Linked DNA regions of Mus musculus: region 2 is linked to region 1. The links are chromatin loops, found by intact Hi-C in ENCODE. Cell type or tissue: gastrocnemius. All regions are shown on one strand. Links, peaks and the distances in the headings refer to the core of each region. The heading gives the core; the rest is flanking DNA. Region 1 overlaps Mad1l1 (MAD1 mitotic arrest deficient 1-like 1). Region 2 overlaps Mad1l1 (MAD1 mitotic arrest deficient 1-like 1).

Region 1 (9,919 bases), core at 548-8,547:
CAACTTTATAAGTGGCAAAGAAACACAAGAGCTACTTCCCCAGCCTCACAGGTCCTGAAGCCCTGCTTCCCACTGGCAGGCACAAATGGGCCGCCCCAGGGCCTTGCCAGAGGCAACAGCCAAGCACCACAGCACACCCCTCATCACACTCGCCCCCAGTGTTTACTAAAAGCCTACTGCTCAGAAGACCAGCCCCTCCCTTAGGTACCAAATCATCAAACTTATGAGCTAGCTGACACAAAACCTTCACAATCTCCAGAACAGAAAACAGCCGGAGACTCTGTTAGGAATGAGTGAATATGTAAGGCCCCTGAGACCACTGGTAGGAAAAGCCCGCCACAAACACATAAGCCAGCAGGGTCCCTCCCTCTCCAGAACACAGGCCCCAACATAAGCAGCTGTGAGCAATAAGCCAACTGAAGCCCAGGAACAGACCACACTGCAGGTATGACTCTCCCTCTTTCACAGCTAGGCCTCAACTAAAAGCCAGCCATTAAGGACATCAAGACACCCAGCAGCTCGCTAACCTTCCAAGCACTGGAAGCTCTGGATATCCATCAACAAGACACCAGGGTCATTACAAACATTGAGCAGAGAAAGGTTAGCGGAGTGTGGGGCTGGGTTGGCCAATTTGCTCCCATCTTGGAAGTGAGTCTACCCACTCACTCTCCCCAAAGTCCCCCTAATTGGCCTGCACATCGGGGAAGCTAGTCCCCAGAACGTGTCATCTGGCTGGCCTAGAGATGCTTCAGCAAAGCCGAGGTCAGCACTTGCTGGCTTCCAACTCTGATTTGAGGTCAGCAGTTTGAAGTGGGAAGATGTCCGGCCTCCCAGGGCCCACACCACAGCACTTCTCAATGCCATTCAGCACACACACACACACACACACACACACACACACACACACTCTGACAGGTATAATGACCACCCAGAGGGATCTGAAACAAGGCCAGGTTCAGGCACAAAAGTGACAGAGTCAGATGCCAAGTAGCAGAGGCATTCAGCCACTGGCAAATTATTCCCTACACAGAACACAGGCCTGACTACAGAGGGTCCAACACTCACTCTGAGCCTGCTTAATAAGCCTCTTGCTTCCATCTGAATTGCTAAGTATAGTGTTTAAAAAGCCAAGCAGTAAAGTCGCCTGCTCTCCTCGCTCTGTTGTGACTCACTCTGCATCTCTGCTTGAACCTTCGAAAGCATACTCACCCAATTAAGCCATGGGCTCCCATTCCCTGACGGAAATGTGTAGAAATACAGCTTTTCAAAGGGCAATTTGGCATCAGCTATCAATTCTAAACACACAGTTTCTTTTGAACCAAGGAAAAAAAAGCCAAACACGCCTTTAGGAATTTATCTAAGCAATGCTAATGCTGTTTACTTAGGGGAAACAAAGTAATTGTCCCTCAGCATGGAGAAATCAGTCTGTCCATAGCATGCAGGACTGGGGAGTGACTCAAGCACTCGATCTGGTGCAGGTATAGTGCAAAGATTAGCTGACAGACACAGGACGTGGCTCAGGTGGACGAGTGTTGAGTACTTGCCTGGTGCCTTAGCTAGGTACTACTGCTGTGATAAATACCATGACCAAGACCAAGGGTTTATTGATCACAGTCCATCATCCAGGCAAGTCAGGGAAGAGGCTCAAGGCATGAACCTGGAAGTAAGAACCGAATGAAGTAGAGACCATGGAGGAATGCTGCTTATTGGATTGCTCCTCACGGCTTGCTCTGCCTGCTTTCTTATACCAACTAGGACTACCTGCCCAGGGTGGTACTGCCCCAAGTCAGCTGGGCCCCAAGACATCAATCATTAACCAAGAAAAGGCATCATAGGCCAACCTGTGGGGTTAATGAAGAAGCCTTTCTTAACTGAGATTTCCTCTTCCCAGATGACTGTAGCTGGGTCAAGCTGACATAAAACTAGCCAGCACACCCAGTGTGCCCTAAGACCTTGGTTCCACTCCCAGCACTATATAAAGTGGACCTAGAGGTGAATGCCTAAAATCTTAGTACTGAGGAAGTGGAAACAGCAAGACCAAGAGTTCAGGATCAGCTACTCAGTGAGCCGGAGGCTAGCCTGAGCTACATGAGTCTCAAAAACACAAACCAAACAAGGATGGACAGGCACAATAAAGGTGTTTCTGCATTCTCTGAGCACAGCTAGCAAATTAACCCAAGGGGCTTCTGGGAACCTCACCTTGGTGCCAGTCTTTGGAATTTGGTGACAACCTAGGATTGAGAACAGGCAGCCTAGTAGGCCAATCATTTAGGTCTGAGGTCTCAACCTGTGGGATCCAACCCGGACTCTGACAGTGTCTGAGCTGGATTGTAGGACGCCCAGCTGGCATCTACTGGAGAACTGCTTGCTGTGCAGAAAAAAAACAAACCATCTGGTGTCAGGGTGCGGGGCCGAGCAGGCGCCTGGGAGCAAAGAGGGAAGGGTCTATTTTCTCCTCCCCTGTCTCTTACCACGTCCTGCCATTATTAGGTCATCCATAATTACTGACAGCTGCATCTTAATGTTTGCAAAGCACAGATCTTGGACATGCTGTGTTAAATTTATCCCTCAGTGCTGCACTGTTTTGATGCTACTATACACGCCGTGTCCTTCCCACAGGTCACCACGGTACTCAGAAATACCGTCTATTCTTGTCAACTGTCACCCGTTCTAGGACCCTGCAGACCTGGCTGATGGGTCCAAAGAGCTTTTTATTGATACTTTGGAAGCCCTACAAGATTATGTTGTCTCCAGATAGTTTTTTCCTATCCAGGCCACACATCCTGATTTCTGCAGGGAGGGGACATATGTGCATGTGTACACACCCATATGCATGTGTGCAGAGGCTGTCCAAGTGTCCTGCTCTGTCATTCTCTGCTTTATTCTCTTGGGATGGGGTCTCTCTCTGAACTCTGCCCCTCACAGTGCTAGGGATACAGGTTACAGGCACAGGCAGCCATGCTTGGTTCTTCACATGGGTATTGATGACCAGAAGGAACTCAGGTCAAGCATACTTACCCAAGGAAGCATCTACTCACTCCCAGGATGACCTGCTCTGTAATTAGTCACACAGGTGAGGAAATTCAACAGGAAGGTAAGAACATGTGGCCTCATCCCCATGAGGGGCAGCATCTACAGTGTGAGCACGATGCTGAGAACACATGCCTCATCCCTAGCATAAGGGTCACCAGCGTTGGATCCGCCGCAGTTGTTTCCAGGTGCCTTCTCTCTGGTTCCCTTCTTTCTGAGCTTTCAGAATGTTCTCAATCAAAACCATCCTGCCAGCCTCTCTCCACAGCCACACCATCGTGCAGGCTGTTTCTGTCTGCAGTCATTTACTCTCCATACTGAAAGCCCTTTCCCACAGTCTGCCCCAAGAGACCAAGGTCAAGATGTCATCACTCTCCATGCTCCTCATGACAACACTGTGCCAACCCCCCACAGAACTTCAAAAAAATCCCTGAGGATTAAGGTCACTGGCTTACCCACACTGGTACTTGCCACACAACACAGAAGGCTCTGTTGACCCCATGCCACAGCATCATATGTGTACACTGCCAGGCACTTTCCTGCCCATTACTCTCCATGGCACAAAGCCTGTCCACCCCCAGCCCACATGGCCCTGTGTACATCCACCCCAGCTTACATGACACCATGTACTGGACACATCACAGATAGAGAGCACTGTGTGCTCAGCCCCATGTGACTCTGTGCATAACCACACCGTTCACAACAGTACCATCTGCCCCAGCCCCCATGCCCCATGGCACTAGATGCATCTGAGAGAGACATTTACCCCAGTCCACACGACCCTACTGACCTGGACACAAATAGATACAAATTTGTCAGCTCCAGCTCATGGGACTCCATACACTGGATTCACCAGAGGAAGACAGAAGCATGTGTTCCTGCCCACATGGCCCTGTGCACTAGACACACAGTAGAGAGAGCTATCTGACCCAGCCCACATGATTCCATGCACTGGACACAGGTTGACAGGCCCATTTCTCCTCACCCACGTGGCCCAATGCATAGGACACATCACAGTGTATCTACAGTTAGATTTCAGCATCTGATTCCTGGTTTACAGTGGCTTAAACACTCCCCCCTAATAACTCTAGGCTCCTCAGACATAAGAAGTGTCACAGTGCAGAGAGCAACACTGTTACACCATGAGGAACTCACACAGGCCAAAACACTCTTTTAACCTAGGTATGACGGTTAATCTGCATGATCAGTTTGGCTGGATTTACTGTTACCTAGGAGACACACATCTGGCACGACTGTAAAGGTGTTTCCATGGAGTTTCAAGCCAACCTGAATGGAGATGGCACAATTCAGTGAGCTGGTCTCAATAAAAAGGAGAAAGCAGCTGAGCCTCCACTCATCTCTCTGCTTCCCAGCTGTGGACACAATGTGAGCAGCTGCCCCATGCTCTTGCCACCACGCTCTCCACCTTGGTAGACTATACACTCACACTGGAGCCAGAGTCAAGCTATTCTGTCAGATAACCTGTCTGTCACGGCAATGAGGAAAGTAACAGCCACACTACGGCTGAGCCCCTCGGGGTAGCCAGACCTCATCCTCACAGGATCTGCACCATTCACCATCAGCACTCAGACCCTAGGGGACAAGGACTCTGAGAGATGATGGTCACAGATGGACAGACAGACAGGGAGAGCACAGACTTTGGTGACAACCTGCCTGTCCATAAGAAGGCAGCCAGTGGACCCAGACCCCTTGTGCCTCAGTTAACAAGATCCCTGATACTAGTGAGGAAGTTCCTATGGAAGGGCAGTAAGCCCCAAGACAGGCTGCCACAGGTGCTCACAGGCCTCCTTGAAGAAAGCTGATCATCAAGGAGGCAGTGCCACCTACTGGTTGCTACATCTCAGAATCCACAGTGTTACACATCAGACAGGTAGACATGCAGGCTGTCTCCAGCTAAAGAGTGCATCCTTGAACTAATACATAGTCATGTATGTGTATGGGTGTGCTGTGTGTTTGTGCTTATGTGCATTTGTATGTATATGTGCTTATGTATACGTACATACATGTATGACTATGTGAGTAGGCAAATGTATGACTTCTAAGGAGACTCTGTCCTGGCACTGAACCCTAACTTTGCCCCATCCTTCCATTACTTCTGCCCCGTCCTGCATCATGTCCAATCTCAGTACCTCATGCTTCAGTCAGTCACCCTCCTAGCCTTACACAAACAACTTCCCAAAACCTACCACAAAAAAAATAATAATAATAATAATAATAATAATAATAATAAAAGGTTCGGGCTAGTAAGATGGCTCAGCAGGTAAGAGCACTGACTGCTCTTCTGAAAGTCATGAGTTCAAATCCCAGCAACCACATGGTGGCTCACAACCACCCATAATGAGATTTGACACCCTTTTCTGGTACGTCTGAAATCAACTACAGTGTACGTAAGTATAATAATAAATAAATATTTGGGTCAGAGCAAGCACGGACTGAGTAAGCGGGGCCAACTGGAGCGAGCAGGGTTGACCAGAGCGAGCAGGGTTGACCAGAGCGAGCAGAGGTCCTAAAAATTCAATTCGAACAACCACATGAAGGCTCACAACCATTTGTACAGCCATAGTGTACTCACATACATTAAATAAATAAATAAATCTTTAAAAAAGAAGAAGAAGAAGAAGGAGGAGGAGGAGGAGGAGGAGGTGGTGGTGGTAGGGGAAGCCTTGGGGCTGAAGAGATGGTTCGGCTGTTAAAAGCACTCACTGTCTGAGTTTTTGTGTGTGTGTGTTTTGTTTTTGTTTTGTTTTACAAGATCCATATTCAGTTTCTAGTGGGTACATGATAGCTCACAACCACCTGTAACTCCAGTTCCAGGAAATCCAACACCCTCTTCTGGCCTGCACAGACACCTACACACTAGATGGGCACGAACTCACGAATGCATGTGCATATACAAACACACACACACAGAGAAAGAGAGACAGATGTTAAAAAAAGAAACAGGGGCTGGTGAGATGGCTCAGCACGTAAGAGCACTGACTGCTCTTCCAAAGGTCCTGAGTTCAAATCCCAGCAACTCATGTACGAAGGACAGAGGACAGCTGTGTGGAACTGGTTCTCTCCTGTACCCTTGCCTACATTCTAGAGATCTACCTGAGGCTGTCTGGCTTGCATGGTAATGGATTCATCCACTGAGTACCTCAGCCCCCATCCACTTGTTAAGGACCAGTTGCTGGGAAATAAACCCAGGCATCACACATTCTTTTCTTTTTTTTTTCTTTTTTTTTTTTTTTTTTTTTTTTAGTTTTTTCGAGATAGGGTTTCTCTGTGTAGCCCTGGCTGTCCTGGAACTCACTTTGTAGACCAGGTTGTCCTGGAACTCAGAAATCCGCCTGCCTCTGCCTCCCGAGTGCTGGGATTAAAGGCCTGCACTACCACACCTGGCTGCATCACACATTCTTAGTGCACACTCCAGCATATGTCCTGGCCCCAGACCCAGCTTCTCATGTTAAGGGAGCACATTTAATACAGCTGGTCTGCATCTGTCACCATCACAGAACAAGTGTAGCCACAAGGGTGAATCCATGTCACCCAGAGTTCAGCCTTGACCCTGGCCTGTACCCAAATCTCTGCCCTTGGTGCACAGGGAAGGTAAGCAGGTGACACTGAGCTTCCAAGGTGCCAGGCAGCCTAGCAGCCCAGGGCAATGCATGAACGGCAGCTATCAGGAGACCAAGGGGGCTATGAAGCAAGAGACCAGTGCCCTTTGCCTTCTAGAAAGGATAGTTACCAGCTGAGATGCTTCCTAAGGACATGAGCCTGCTGGACCTTACAAACACAGCTGGTAGAAGCCCTGCACTCCTCAGTTAAGAGAAGAGGGGTCCAGGGCAGTATGGCTCCTAAGAAGGGTCTCCCCGCATTCCTCGATGAGAATGTGGAGCACCATAAGCACCCACTCCTCTCTCTTGCTTGGCCCAGGTAGCTAGACAGCAACCAAGGATCAGCTTGCCCTCAAAGCAGCCAAGCTCTGCACAGGGCAGTCAGTTGGGGAAAGGGCTCACACAGCAGCTAGACACTGCAACCTGGCCACTGTGACCTGTGCTACTCCAGCCAAGGCAACGGCTCCACAGAACTGATTGACACTAAGTACCATGCGGCAGGCACCAGACACGCAGGCAAACCAGAACACCAGTGTTCCAACAGGGCTGGTCCAACTGGGCATGAGGGGCCTCTGATCTCCATCACAAGAAAGAAGTCACGGAGGTGTCTTGTCTGGGCAGAGTATCCCCAGGGGTAGGAGGGACCCTTGCCGGCAGCTAACAAGCCCAGAAGACAGGAGGAAGCACACAGCACTGGGCCTGCTGGGCCAGCCTCTGAAAGAAGGGTTCTGCAGATGGACTGGAAAGGAAATGAAGAGGCACTGTCAAGTAACAGAATGGAAGGCAATGCTGCCATCAAAAGGTGACGGCTCCAGAGCCAGCAGGGGACAGTGTGATTATAAGACAGCTGAGCTCAGGCAGTTTTCATCTGGCCTTGTTACTCAGAGCAGCAGGAAGACAGCCAGCAAGCCGGAAGTATTACAACAAAGGGCTGCTTGAATCCCACAGGCCTTAGCTCCAACACCTTATCCCAACTAATACACCACAACTGCCCTGAGTCCTAGAACAGACACAGCCATCATGAAGGGTGACAGCCAGACCAAGACTCAGGGATCACAGCTGTTGATGGCAGCTGAGAGTCAACCCAAAACTGAACTACAAATGCATCAGGCCATCAGTGAATGACACCTCACAACTGTACAGATGGGAAAGCCACAGGGAACACCCTGCCCTTGCTATGTGTTGAACACACAGTGCCCAGCATCTCTGCCCTGTGATCCACTCTGCATTTCTGCACTCATACCTGACACAGACCAGTAACATGAGATGCTCCAAAGGACCCAGTGGGACATGAATCTTCCAGTATTATTGGGTTTTAACTCAGTCAGTCAATCCCCAAAGTTTATCATTTTCCCCCAAAGCAGTGACTTCCTTACATGCACTGGGTCCTGTGAGCATGCAGGCCATTGCAATGCCCTTTCCCCACCATCAGCTCTGTGGAGATACAGATTCTCAACAGTCTTTACAGTAAGGCTCAATCGCCCTGCCATGTAAAGCACTCATTAAGCCTAAACAAGAGCTCCTCACCACAGCACAAGAAGGAGCCTGCCTGCCCTGTCCTCTGCAGACTCTGAGCCAGGAGGCAGAAGAAAGCACTGGAAGCCAGCAGCCAGGGGTGAAGACAGCAACAGCTTACCTACCTGAGATTCAAGCCCATGGTCTGGTCCAGGTTCTCCCAGCTCTGCAGCTTTGCAAGTAGCTTCTAGAAAGACAGTTATAGCCATCAGTATCTCTTGCCCAGCAACTGTCATGTGAAAGCAAACAATGACAAAGGTACTGGAGTCTCCCATCCTATCTGTGATCACAGGTGGTTAGGTGATCTTAGCAGATGAAGGTACATGACTGGCCTAGGCCTTGCTCCTTCCTGCCCCATGGTGCAAGTCCAGCCAAATTAGCCAGGAGCCTCTTTCAGAAAGCTAAGTCCTAGAATGCTAAGTCCTAGACCTACTGACCGACAAACTCTGTTCTAGAGCCACGGTTTCCCTAATTCTATGGTAGGCCAGGACCAAAATGACTTAGATGCGGGCTAGCAAGCCATGAGGAGGAAACAGGGTCATCTATGCCCGTGTGCCTGCTCCAGACCAGCTTGATTCCCACAAAGTCTCTCTCCCTACCCCTTTGGAGCTGAAATGAATATGTGCTTCAGATCAGCCCCATCTTTAGGGGGCCAGCACATAGCTGATACCAAGGGTTCACTCATGATTCTGGACCTACCAGCCCTGCAGATCCAAAGCTGCAAGATCTCTATGCCACAGGATATCTGAGAGGAGTTCCGGTCAGGAACTAATAGTGTAGCAGAAGCCAGAGACCTCAAACCAGCCAAATGACTCTTTGCAATGAACACTACAGTTCCTACAACAATTCTTTCTTTTTGGGGGGAAGTTACAAGGGCAGAGGGCAGAGGACAAAGAGATGAATGGAATTGGGGTTCATGATATGAAATTCACAAATTCAACAAAAAGTTAAATAAAATTGTTTTTAAAGGTTCTCGGCCCACAAGGCATGCCCCATGGCTTTAATCCCAGAACTCTGGAGGGAAAAGCAAGCAGACCTCTGAAAGTCCAGAGACAGCCTGGTCTACATAGGAAGTTCCAAGCCAGCCAAGAATAATACTGACAAAAAAACAAAAAACAACCTGTGCCCAGCTCATGTTTTCATACTGTCAACTTTTCATTTTGCAAAGTTTCCAATTTTGATAAAATTCAAATTATCATGTTATTTTTTCTTTATAAATAATTGTTGTAAGTTATAGCTAAATAGTCAATATAAAACCTAAGATATTATAAATGTTATTTTATTTGCTTCTATAGTGGAAGAAACATATGCATAGTTTCCTATTTTACATTTAGAGCAGACTTTGGTATAGCATTTAAGGTATGGACTCACCTTTTAAACTCAGATGGATATTTAATTTTTGTGAACAATCTGTTGATTGGCCTTTCAACTCTCCCTTAAAAAGCTTTTGGAGATTTGTTAAATAAAAACTAACTAGACTTTTAAAAAAACAAACAAACAAACAAAAAAACCTGTGCCCAGGACGGGCAGCATAGCGAGGGCCAGCAAGATAAAGGAGCTCATTACCATGCCTGGCGACCTGAGTCTGAGCCCCAGAATACACACAGTGGGAGAAAACTTACTCTCACAAATTGTCCTGGAAAATCCACACAAACACCACTGCACATGCACACACTTGCTCTTTCCCACATACATACAGATATACACACACAAGCACACATATATATATGCATATACACACACACACAAAATGT
Region 2 (9,919 bases), core at 1,142-9,141, 150 kb before region 1:
ATCCCACAATCTACAAAATCATTCCCTCCGTGCTCCCCACATTCTAGGCCACAGGCCTGCCTGGCCTGCCTCCTCTGACCACAGCCCCAGGCACCTTTCCCTCCTCCACGCTGCCTTAACTGTCAGTTACCAGCTGACTGACACCTTGTTGCTTAGCCTCTGCTTGGGCACAGTCTGACTCCCATGCTAATGACAACACACTTGGTAATGGGCAATGGACAACCCCAGCATGCACAACCTTCCATGATTCTATATTCCATGAAGTTCTCTCCCACCTCTAGATCAGAATCTCAGCCCTGACCCAGAACCCTCACATTCGCTGCAAGCCAATCCCACTTGTGAATTCTAATCCGCATTCTCCGAGTCCCAGAGGGAAACCCTACCTGTGTTATCTGACCTGTACCCTAAGTGCTCACACACCTATGTTGTTTAGGCTGACCTGGCCTGACCCAAGCCCTTAGCCATAGGCTCCCAAATGGCTCCCAAGACTCCCACTGGGCTCACACCTTGGTATCACAAAGGGGTGGGCACCAGGACTCAGTTTCCACCTCAGACCCCTCCACTCTAATAATATCGGGGAAACACCATGGCCACACAGGAGCGTATGCCTGAAGGCCAAGTCCTACTGGAGGAAGGCAGGACTTCCCTTTGTCTGGATCCAGGACTCAAGGTGGTCTGCCCTCAGGCTGCCCTTCACCACACAGCACCAAGTGACCCCCACCTCAGTACTCACCGTGTCAGCTCTCTGCTTCTGAACCCCAAGCTCCTCCAGGGCCTGAGACAGCTGAGCCTACAAGACAAGACCAAGAAGGTTAGAGTTGAGAGGAGATGCCTGTCAGCCTTGGGGTACAGGGCCTCCACTCCCCCTGGGTCTGTCAGGCCACCCTAGTAGGCCCTAGGTTAAATAAAATTCTGATCATACTATCCCTGCTGTGTGGTCCAACACTGGGGCAAGTTAGGGCGAGGAGGAAGTCAGCCAGCTGAATCTTGCATCCTAGTTTCCCACTCTGGAATCACCAACTGAGGTGGTCCTGCTGACATAGGACAGGCCCAGAACACTAGGGCTCTCCAGCATTGGACAAACTGTGGAGGAGCAGGGAAAACCTGGCCTGCTATCCTCAGCTGAGAAAGGTTAACAAAAGGGTCAACTGACCAAGAGTACCCAGAGCCCCACACCAGGGCTCAACACCCAGAGAAGGATGGCCTTCCTGAGGCTTCCCAACCTCTGCTTCAGCATCCCCATGAAAAAGCAGGCTACTGGAGGCTGCAGGCACAGACTCAGTTTCAGTACAGAAGATCAAAGGTCAAAGAGCATAGACCTTGGCTCCAGGATGCCACAGACCCTGTTCTCTTGTGCTCACAGCATGGCCCCCTCTAGAATGGCACACACTCCTCACTTACCGAATACACTGTGGTTCTCACAGGCCCTGCTAGACAACTCCCTGGCAGACAGTAAGCAGCATGGCCAAGATGCTTGTAGAAATCCATCCTGACCACCGGTAGGCTGCTGTGAGCCATCTATAAATGCATTCCACTGTGCACTAAGCACCTACACAGCAAGGATGTATCACCCTCACTGAGCAGGAAGGGTACTGCCCAGACCAGAGCAACAGTCGCTCCACTGTCGGCTCTGCAACAGGAAACGGACTCCTTCTTCCTCTCCATCTACTGTGATCTGGGGACTGTGATCCCCTCTTCCTCTGGGGACTACCACAGGCTGAAGTGCCCTGCAGACATCAGAGGTTCTCAGTGCCTACGGATATTCTCCTGGCATACCATGTCCTCCTCTAGAAGAGCTTTTCTTAGGAAAATGGGTCCTGAAGTCAAACACCATGTATAATTCAGTGAGTGGCTGGTCAGCAAGCTTGGCAGGATTTGAACCCAGGTCCAACCTGAGACTCTCAAAACTGGAAGAACTGTAAGGCCCACACATACATTACCAGGGCGCACAATATCTCCCAAACACACCACTCTCATTGCTTTAGAGGAGGGGACGGAGGTCAGAGACTGATATCCCCTCCACCTGACTGGCTTCAAGGACACACATGGATCTGCTACAAAGCAGTGAGGAAAAAGATAAACAGTGTGACAGAGGAGCGGGCGAAGAGGCAAACAGACATCTCCCAAAAAGGAAACGCACACAGGCGGCAAACACACAGAAAGGTAATTAACATGGTTAGCAATTAGCCAAATGCAAATCAGGACCAACAGCGAAACCACTCTGCAAAGACAGGGCTGGCAGAGCCCAGGAAGTGCTGGGGCACTGAAGGGAAAGGATGGGAATTAAGCAAGTCTCAGTGACGGTGACAGTGGCAGTGACTGAAGGAGTTCAGACCTGGCTTCACCTTAGGATTTAATGTCTGCATATCAACCCCAGATATGTGCTCAAAGGACTGAGAAAGGCACTTCTGGGCTGAGAAGATGGCTCAGCAGAGAAAGCACTTTTCCTGTGACCGAGAATCTGAGCTTAAATCCCAAAAGTCCATGTAAAAGCTAGACACGCATGGTAGCACACATCTGTAAATCCCATGCTCCTGTGTTGAGAAAGAAGGCAGAGACAGTAGACTCTCTGAAAGCTCTCTGGACAGCTAGCTGGGTTTACACAGGAATGCAAGCCCCTGCCTCAGAAAAGTAGAAGGCAAAGATTGACACCTTCGGCTGTCCACTGACATCAGCACGCATGCACACATGCACATTTGAGCACATGCAGACACAGGGACACACACACACACAGACACACACTCTTACTTCAGCGCCTTTGGCTGTAGCCTTGGCCATAGAAGGATGGTAAGTGGGCTGGAGAGATGGCTCAGAGCACTGACTGCTCTTCCAGAGGTCCTGAGTTCAATTCCCAGCAACCACATGGTGGCTCACAACCATCTGTAATGGGATCTGATGCCCTCTTCTGGTATGTCTGAATACAGCTATAGTGTACTTATGTGCATAAAATAAATTTTTTTTTAAATTTAAATAAATAAGAAGGGTGGTAAGTGGGCTGGTGAGATGGCTCAGAGGTTAAGAGCGCCGACTGCTCTTCCAAAGGTCCTGAGTTCAAATCCCAGCAACCACATGGTGGCTCACAACCATCCATAACGAAATCTGATGCCCTCTTCTGGTGTGTCTGAAGACAGCTACAGTGTACTTACATATAATAAATAAATAAATAAATAAATAAATAAATAAAGAAAGAAAGAAAGAAAGAAAGAAAGAAGGGTGGTAAGTGACAACCTGCGCTGTATGACCACCACATCTATAGATAAAAGGGGGGCTGGCTTCCACTGCAGCTCCACCAGCCCCCATCCACACCTGCAGCAGGAGAGTCCCCGGAAGACCACTGGGAAACACTCACTCCAGAAGGGTCTCATCTCTTGGATCAGCCAAGCATGGTTAGCAATAGTACTGTTGTAGAAAGATGTTGGGAGAACAAGACATCTCAGTCACCACATCCTCATCTAGAAAGCAGGGCCCCTCTGAGGTCCTGGTGTAAAAGAGATGGTTGGCCATGATCATCATACTGTTCTCAGAAGGGACTATCTGCAGCTTGAGCACAGAGCCTCCAGAAAATGCTGCCTCAGCCACAAAAGTTAGACAGTGGAGGTGATGGACCAGGCCTCACTGGGAGATACAATACAGAGCTGAAGGCGGAGGATGAGGTATAATGCCCAGCAGTGGGAGATGGGCAGTGCAGGGGTCCACATTACTGGAACCTAGACTGAGGAATTATCTCATGGCATGACAGTAAGTGTCCTGCCCTTTGCGGTGACATCAGGGCCCATATGCTCCTGCTTTCTCCCAAGACTTCTAAAGAGGGACCAGCAGCCTTTATGCAGGAAAACAGCAGCATGGCACCTCAGTCCACCAGCTGTCCCTCATCTGCCCACAGCCATCAGCTAACACAGGCAGTCACCTCTCATCCCTCTGTTCACATGGCACCAGCTATCTGCCCTGCCCAAGATACTACTACCACAAAGGACACAGAGCCTGGCTTTGAGGCTACGCACAGGGACGACAGGCTGGCAGCCTGCTCCAGAAATGGTACCAAAAGCAGTCCCCGCTCAGGCTCTGGCAAGGCAGACAACAGCATGAGGACAGCACAGATGTCCTTGGTCTCAGGTGTGGCCAAGGTGGCAGGTGGGCTAGTGCACATTTGCTACTCCAGCCAACCCCTGGAGATGTGTGTGTTCAGACAGAAGCCCTGGACGTGTGCCACCTGTGACATTACATCCAGCACAGAAGCCTCTGCAGGGCTATTTTTATCCTGAAGTGAGAAGTGGCAGCCTGATGATCTAGCACCCCTGCAGGCACACAGACAGCTCGGAGTAAGCAGGAAAACCTGCAGGTAGAGACAGGCTGGGACAGACCATCCCAAGCAGGGGCTTGGTGTACGTTTTGCAATACCATGGCACAGTATGGCCTTGGCTGGGAAAACCCAGAGAGTAGGCCATCGGCCTCACTTGGACCCAAGCAGACAGGGGTCCACCCAAGGTCACATTAACTGAAGAGGCTGGGTCTTAAGTGCTAGGCTTTCCCTTGGGGTGTGAGTATAGACATGGATGCAAGAGCTTCTGGGGGCTATAGAACAAGCCAGCCCCTGAGCAGGCAGCCAGCATGCTTAGCCATTCAAAGCTGCAAACTGAGGTATGGGCTATGGGGGTGGAAAGCATCATAGGCAGGAGTGGGCTCTGCTGGAGTAGAGAAGACAAATGACCCCAGCCTGCTCCATCACACTCTTCAGGGTTAGTGACTCCACAGAGACCACTTAACTAGAAACAGGAGGTTCCCAGCTCTAGCCCATAGCCAGTGGCAGAGGATCCTGGCCTATAAGTGTCCCCACTAATCCCGCAGGGATGCTGACAGAGCTCAGATCTGGGAACTGCGGCTGTGGGTAATCAACCTTCCGGCATGCGGCCAGGATCCCAATGGCTGCCTATCACCTAGGTGACCTCCACAAAGGCTGATCTTAACCTCTGACCTCACCTCTTAGGGTACTTGTCTTCCATCTATGTAATGGGCCCAGTGAGCTGGAACTATAGTGCAGTGCAGAGCAATTACCTGGCATATGCATCCTCCAATCGCTCCCTGCATCCTCCTGCATCTACCTCTCTCAACTCTCTGGAGCTTCTGTCCTGTGTCTCTCCCACAGTGTAGTCTTCTCACTGGAGAGCAGCACGCCAGCGTGTTTGGGAAGAAGTCTTCATGTAGCTGGTCGTGCTGTAATCTGTTTTAATTAAATATGCTGGAAACACAACTCAGGTGACTCGTGGCATCCAAGTGCCACACACTTGTATTTATGGCTCTATCGACAGAGGACTCGTGACATCTGCTTCCAACCTCCGCAGCCGCTTTATTAAATGGAATAAATAAAATCCGGGCAAAATGGCAGCAGCCCCACTGGAGATAGGCTACTGGGAGTCTCCAGCTCTCCATTTCTAGTTTGTTTTGCTGAAAATGATTTTGCTGGAATCAAAGCATGCCCCATGCTGGAACTGATGACGGATGTTAGCCTGGGCCAGGGCTGTGCCGAGAGGAGGACGGCAGTGGCTGCCTGCCTGCCTGCCCAAGGCAGCCCTGAGGCTGGCACACCTGCCTTCCCACACAACGAGCATTCCCTCCTTGGTCAACCATGGGAAAGCTACACCCAGTGCACAGGAATCCATGGAAGTGCCTGTTGACCCCAGAGAAAACAGGAGCTTGGGGTGAGGGTGGGTAAAGAAAGGCAACTGAGAAAAGCCATCAGAAAGAAAAAGAGACCAGAGGGTAAAGCGCCTGCTGCACAGGAATGAAGACCTGAGTTCCCAGCCCCAGTGCCCATGGAGAAGGCCAAGTTTGGCAATGCACATCTTAAATCACAGTGTGGGGAGGTGGGGCGAGAAGAACCCCATGAGCTCACTGGCCAGCCAATCTAGCCAAATCTAAGCTCCGGGTTATGGTGAGAAGAAAGCCCCAATGTCCACTTGACCGCCAAATGTATGAGTACTGGCATGTATACCTATGCATGCACATGACAACACACAGAAAGAGAGGACAGGCAAAGAGAAGGGAAGACTAGGGGCAGAAGTAGAAAGGAAAAAGGTTAAGGGGTGGAGAGACAAAGAAAGCAGAGAGATGGTGCCACACACCCAGGAGAAACCTTGAATCAGCACATGTCCAGCAGTGTTCTTCCTCTTTCCTAGGAACCCTCCTTCTTGGCCTGTTTCCTAAGCGGGGATTTGCAGTCAGACCCTACACTGGCTCACACCTCTTCACCTTCTCAACTCAGATCTGAACAACACAGGCAATGTGGGGGCTCCCTCTCCATTTCTTGCTATGTAACTTCCCTGGAAGAACCACTTGCCTCCCAGGCCTGAGCGATGCTTACCCAGCTGTAAGGCACTAAGGGACCTTTAAGAAAGGAGTTCCACGAAGTTATGTAACTTTTTACTGTGTCAATACAAGCAGCTCAGCTAATAAACTCCCGACAAGACTTTTAAAGCTCTCTAGGTATGAGCCATTTGCAAGCATCTGGTATATGAACTTCACTATCCAGGAAGGCAATGGAAAGCTACCATCTGTAGCTGTAGCTCCGCCACCTACAGCAGGACCAGTGGCTGGCCCCTTGGCCTAGGAACACACCTGTGGCAAGACAAAGGCCCAACCTTCTCTCAGCCACTCTCTGGGCATTCAGTACCCAGGAGGTGCTAAGCCCTCTATGGGTGTATTTCTCAGACCCCTGGGCAATGAGTGAGGTCTCTAGAATGTACCTACCGGGGATGGCAACATGCTCATGAGTGAAAAAAACAAGAGATGGGAAGGTTTGCCTGGGACCACTCACCACTTAGCCCTGTGCCCAGGAACCTGGAGAGATTCTCACTAAGGCTGTGCTGGCTGCAGGATGTGTCTACAAGCCGGGCACTCAGAAGTGGCAGGTGATGCGTGCCATCTTGACTAACAGAGTAGCCTTAGATGGGTAGAGTGTACCTGCTGGACCTCAGAATGAGATAGAACCAAGCTGTGGCTGTCTTGGCCCAGTAGTGCTCTCCTCAAAAGGGTAGGGGCTGGAGATGACAGCAAGGCCATAGGTCTTCATGTGAAGTACACAGTTGTTGGAGTTTGGTCTGTTGTTTGTTTGTTTGTTTGTTTATTTATTTGGTTTTTCGAGACAGGGTTTCTCTATATATCCCTGGCTGTCCTGGAACTCACTTTGTAGACCAGGCTGGCCTCGAACTCAGAAATCCGCCTGCCTCTACCTCACGAGTGCTGGGATTAAAGGCGTGTGCCACCATGCCCGGCGTTTGGTCTGTTGTTTTGTACTGTAATGAGAAACTCTGTACCCAAAGGTCTAGGCCTACGAGGATATTCTCATGTTTACAAGCTTTTGCTGTGCAAACCTTGTTCCTTGATTTAAAACAATTGGTTAAATAAGATTGGCTATGGACAATTACTGGAGGAACTTCTAGTAGGTAGGTTTGGAGTTCCCTTGTTGGGGGTGGAGAAGAGAGAGGTGTGAGAAGAGGCCAGGAGGAAAAGGAAGAAGAATAAGAGGAGAAGAGGAAGCCACCATAAGAGGAGATGGGGCCATGGCGTAGTCAGGAGAAACAGCAAGTATCTGGGGTATCCCACTAGAGAGGTAGCCAGGCCAGCAGTTAGAAGAGTAAATTAGGGTGACCCCCAGTAACTGTCAAAGCCAAATAAAATAACCATAGTCCGAGTCTCATTTATTCATAAGCTAGCTGGAGATAAGCTTAAAGTGGTTGTACAACATTCAGGGGCTGGTGATGACCAGGGTCTGGGCTTTAAACAGCAAGCTGTATGGCTTCTGTAGGAACAGCTTCCTGGCTCACTGTGGCAGGGATCTTTCCTACCAGTCATCCTCATAAGTCACCTTAAATCCCCAGAACTGACTCAGGACATACCCCTCCTGACTCACCAAGGCCCCAGGAGCCCACATCTGCCTGTCCAGAGGCAACTTCTTCTTCCTTTGGCCTATGTATAGCTTGCCTTCTACGACAAAGTAAGACTGTTTGCCCATCTCCCTTCTCACTAAATGGAGACTCACAGGAAACCCAGCTGTACACTGGACTCTACAGAGCAGGTAACAGAATGGAAAGGAGTCGTGCTGAGGGAGGGAGTAACCTCCTAAATCCAAGCTCCAAGATAGCTGGGAAGTCGAAAGCCAAGGCCAGCCTTGGCCAAAGCTAAGGTCCTTCCAAACTCCCTCCACAACAGACCACTCAGCTGTGGGACTCTCACACCTGCCTGCTCCTTGCCTCTGATCAATATGTGCCCAGGTCCCCATTATTCCCTCCTCCAGGCCATCCTTTCCTGCATCTGACCTAACCCCCACCAGGCCAGTGGTGAGGCCCAGAAAGCAGTGAGCCTGTCTGCTGCCACCTGGTGGAGGCAGAAGGTGTATGGTTCCCCACTCCAGTGAATTAGGACCCCCTGGTTGGCTTCCTCCTCTAGACTGCTAAATCCAGCTACTATTCCATCCTCAAAGGGCTGGATCTGCCAGACCTTGTGCTCCTCAAGGGCCCTACAGTATGAGGAGGACTCTAGTGGGGACAGGGAATTCTGTGATTGACTGGGCACAACTGTCTCTCAGTGACTCCTGTGAAAATGCGGCAAGTGTCTGAATACATGGCCACTCTAGACAGCAAAGGTTGCATACCCAGCATAAATAGCAGAGCCACAGGCTGAGGAGAAAAGCCACTAGGGCTCTGCTCACAGGAGCCTAACTCACCACAGCCATGATACCAGCACACCTAGGCCCAAAGGAGGAAGGTCACTGAGGGCCAGCCTGCTTCAAGAGGCCAGAGTGCCCATGCATAGGAGGACCAACTGTAACAGGAATCTCCAAGGTGTGTATGTTGGGGAGGGGGGCTCCTCACCCTCCCTCATCTGGACTAAACTGATGAACACTCACAGTGACGATGACTATGAAATAGCAAGAGCACCTTGCTCCACCCAGCTGAGCCTCCAACTGGCTTTCCCATAACCCTGGGACACAAAACAGGAGGAAGAACCTGCCAACCTTACATCCTGCAGGGAAAGGTAGGGTGCTTGACATATACCCATGAGCAGGGTGACAGCGAGATGCTGACAGGGAGCATATATCTGCTGGAGCTGAATCCTGACAACACTGGTCACTTGACACAAAACATTGGCTGTGCCCTGACGATCATCTTCCTAAGGACCTATGTGGAATGCATATGGCAGCACAGATGAGATCTCTCAGTGAGAAAATACCAGGGAGCTGCAAGGTGTCAGAGAGCAGACCCACAAATCTCTCCTCGTTGGCGTTTCTCATGGAGCTAAATGTGCTGTAATAAAACAACTATTAACACACTTACATTGATGATGGCACAGCTCACTAGAACCCCAGTTAACCTTTCAGATGAGGCTGGAGAGCTGGGTTGTGGCAGCTCACAGCAGCCCCAGTGGATTGCACTCCTGGCTACTGGCCACCTGTGAGACATTGGAACAAGTGTGCAGCCAGAGAGTGGAGTGGGGAGATAAGCGCAGGACCCAGGCAGGTTCCACAACTCGTGTGACTTGCTTTATTCTGCCAAGAGTGTCAGTGAGGGATTCTCCTCCGTGCAGGGACAGCATAGGCCCAATGTGCCTGGTGAGAATCTCATGGGCAGAAAGAACAAGCAGCCAGCCTGGATTGTGGCCTCTTCATATGGCACAGCCTTGCCACAAGCCATCGCCAGAGCTGAAGCTCAGCAGCTCCCACTCTAGTCATGCCCCAGTCTTGCCCCAGTGAGACCTATAGCTGTCCTCTGAGCTGTGAATCCAAAGGTGCTTCCTGACTTTCCCAGATAGGTTACAGCAGTGTCATGCATTTCTGATTGCTTCCTCATGGGATCCCACACCTAAAATGCTACTGCACTTTGTAGTTATCATGGGTTTGATTTATATATTTACTTGTTTGTTTGTT

The links. Peaks named below come from ENCODE experiments on the same cell type or tissue, not always from the same donor. Only the 100,000 strongest peaks of a DNase experiment are listed, where the experiment ranks them.
Region 2: a loop joins it to region 1, with 7 times the contacts of the local background. A loop is called at or near these places in 2 of 42 quality-filtered maps.

What each region holds. Positions count from the first base shown.
Region 1 is chr5:140,287,497-140,297,415 of GRCm38, forward strand. It overlaps Mad1l1 (MAD1 mitotic arrest deficient 1-like 1), which reads right to left. Exons shown (of 18, transcript NM_010752.3): 9 at 8,291-8,352. Among named protein-coding and RNA genes, the nearest start is that of Mad1l1, 29 kb to the right of the region's middle. In gastrocnemius, for the core only: a CTCF peak has its summit at 4,889 (motif pointing left); DNase peaks (open chromatin) are centred at 874 and 4,855.
Region 2 is chr5:140,132,036-140,141,954 of GRCm38, forward strand. It overlaps Mad1l1 (MAD1 mitotic arrest deficient 1-like 1), which reads right to left. Exons shown (of 18, transcript NM_010752.3): 13 at 734-790. Among named protein-coding and RNA genes, the nearest start is that of Gm30492, 42 kb to the left of the region's middle. In gastrocnemius, for the core only: CTCF peaks have their summits at 4,290 and 8,391 (motif pointing left); DNase peaks (open chromatin) are centred at 4,129 and 8,368; H3K27ac peaks cover 339 bases.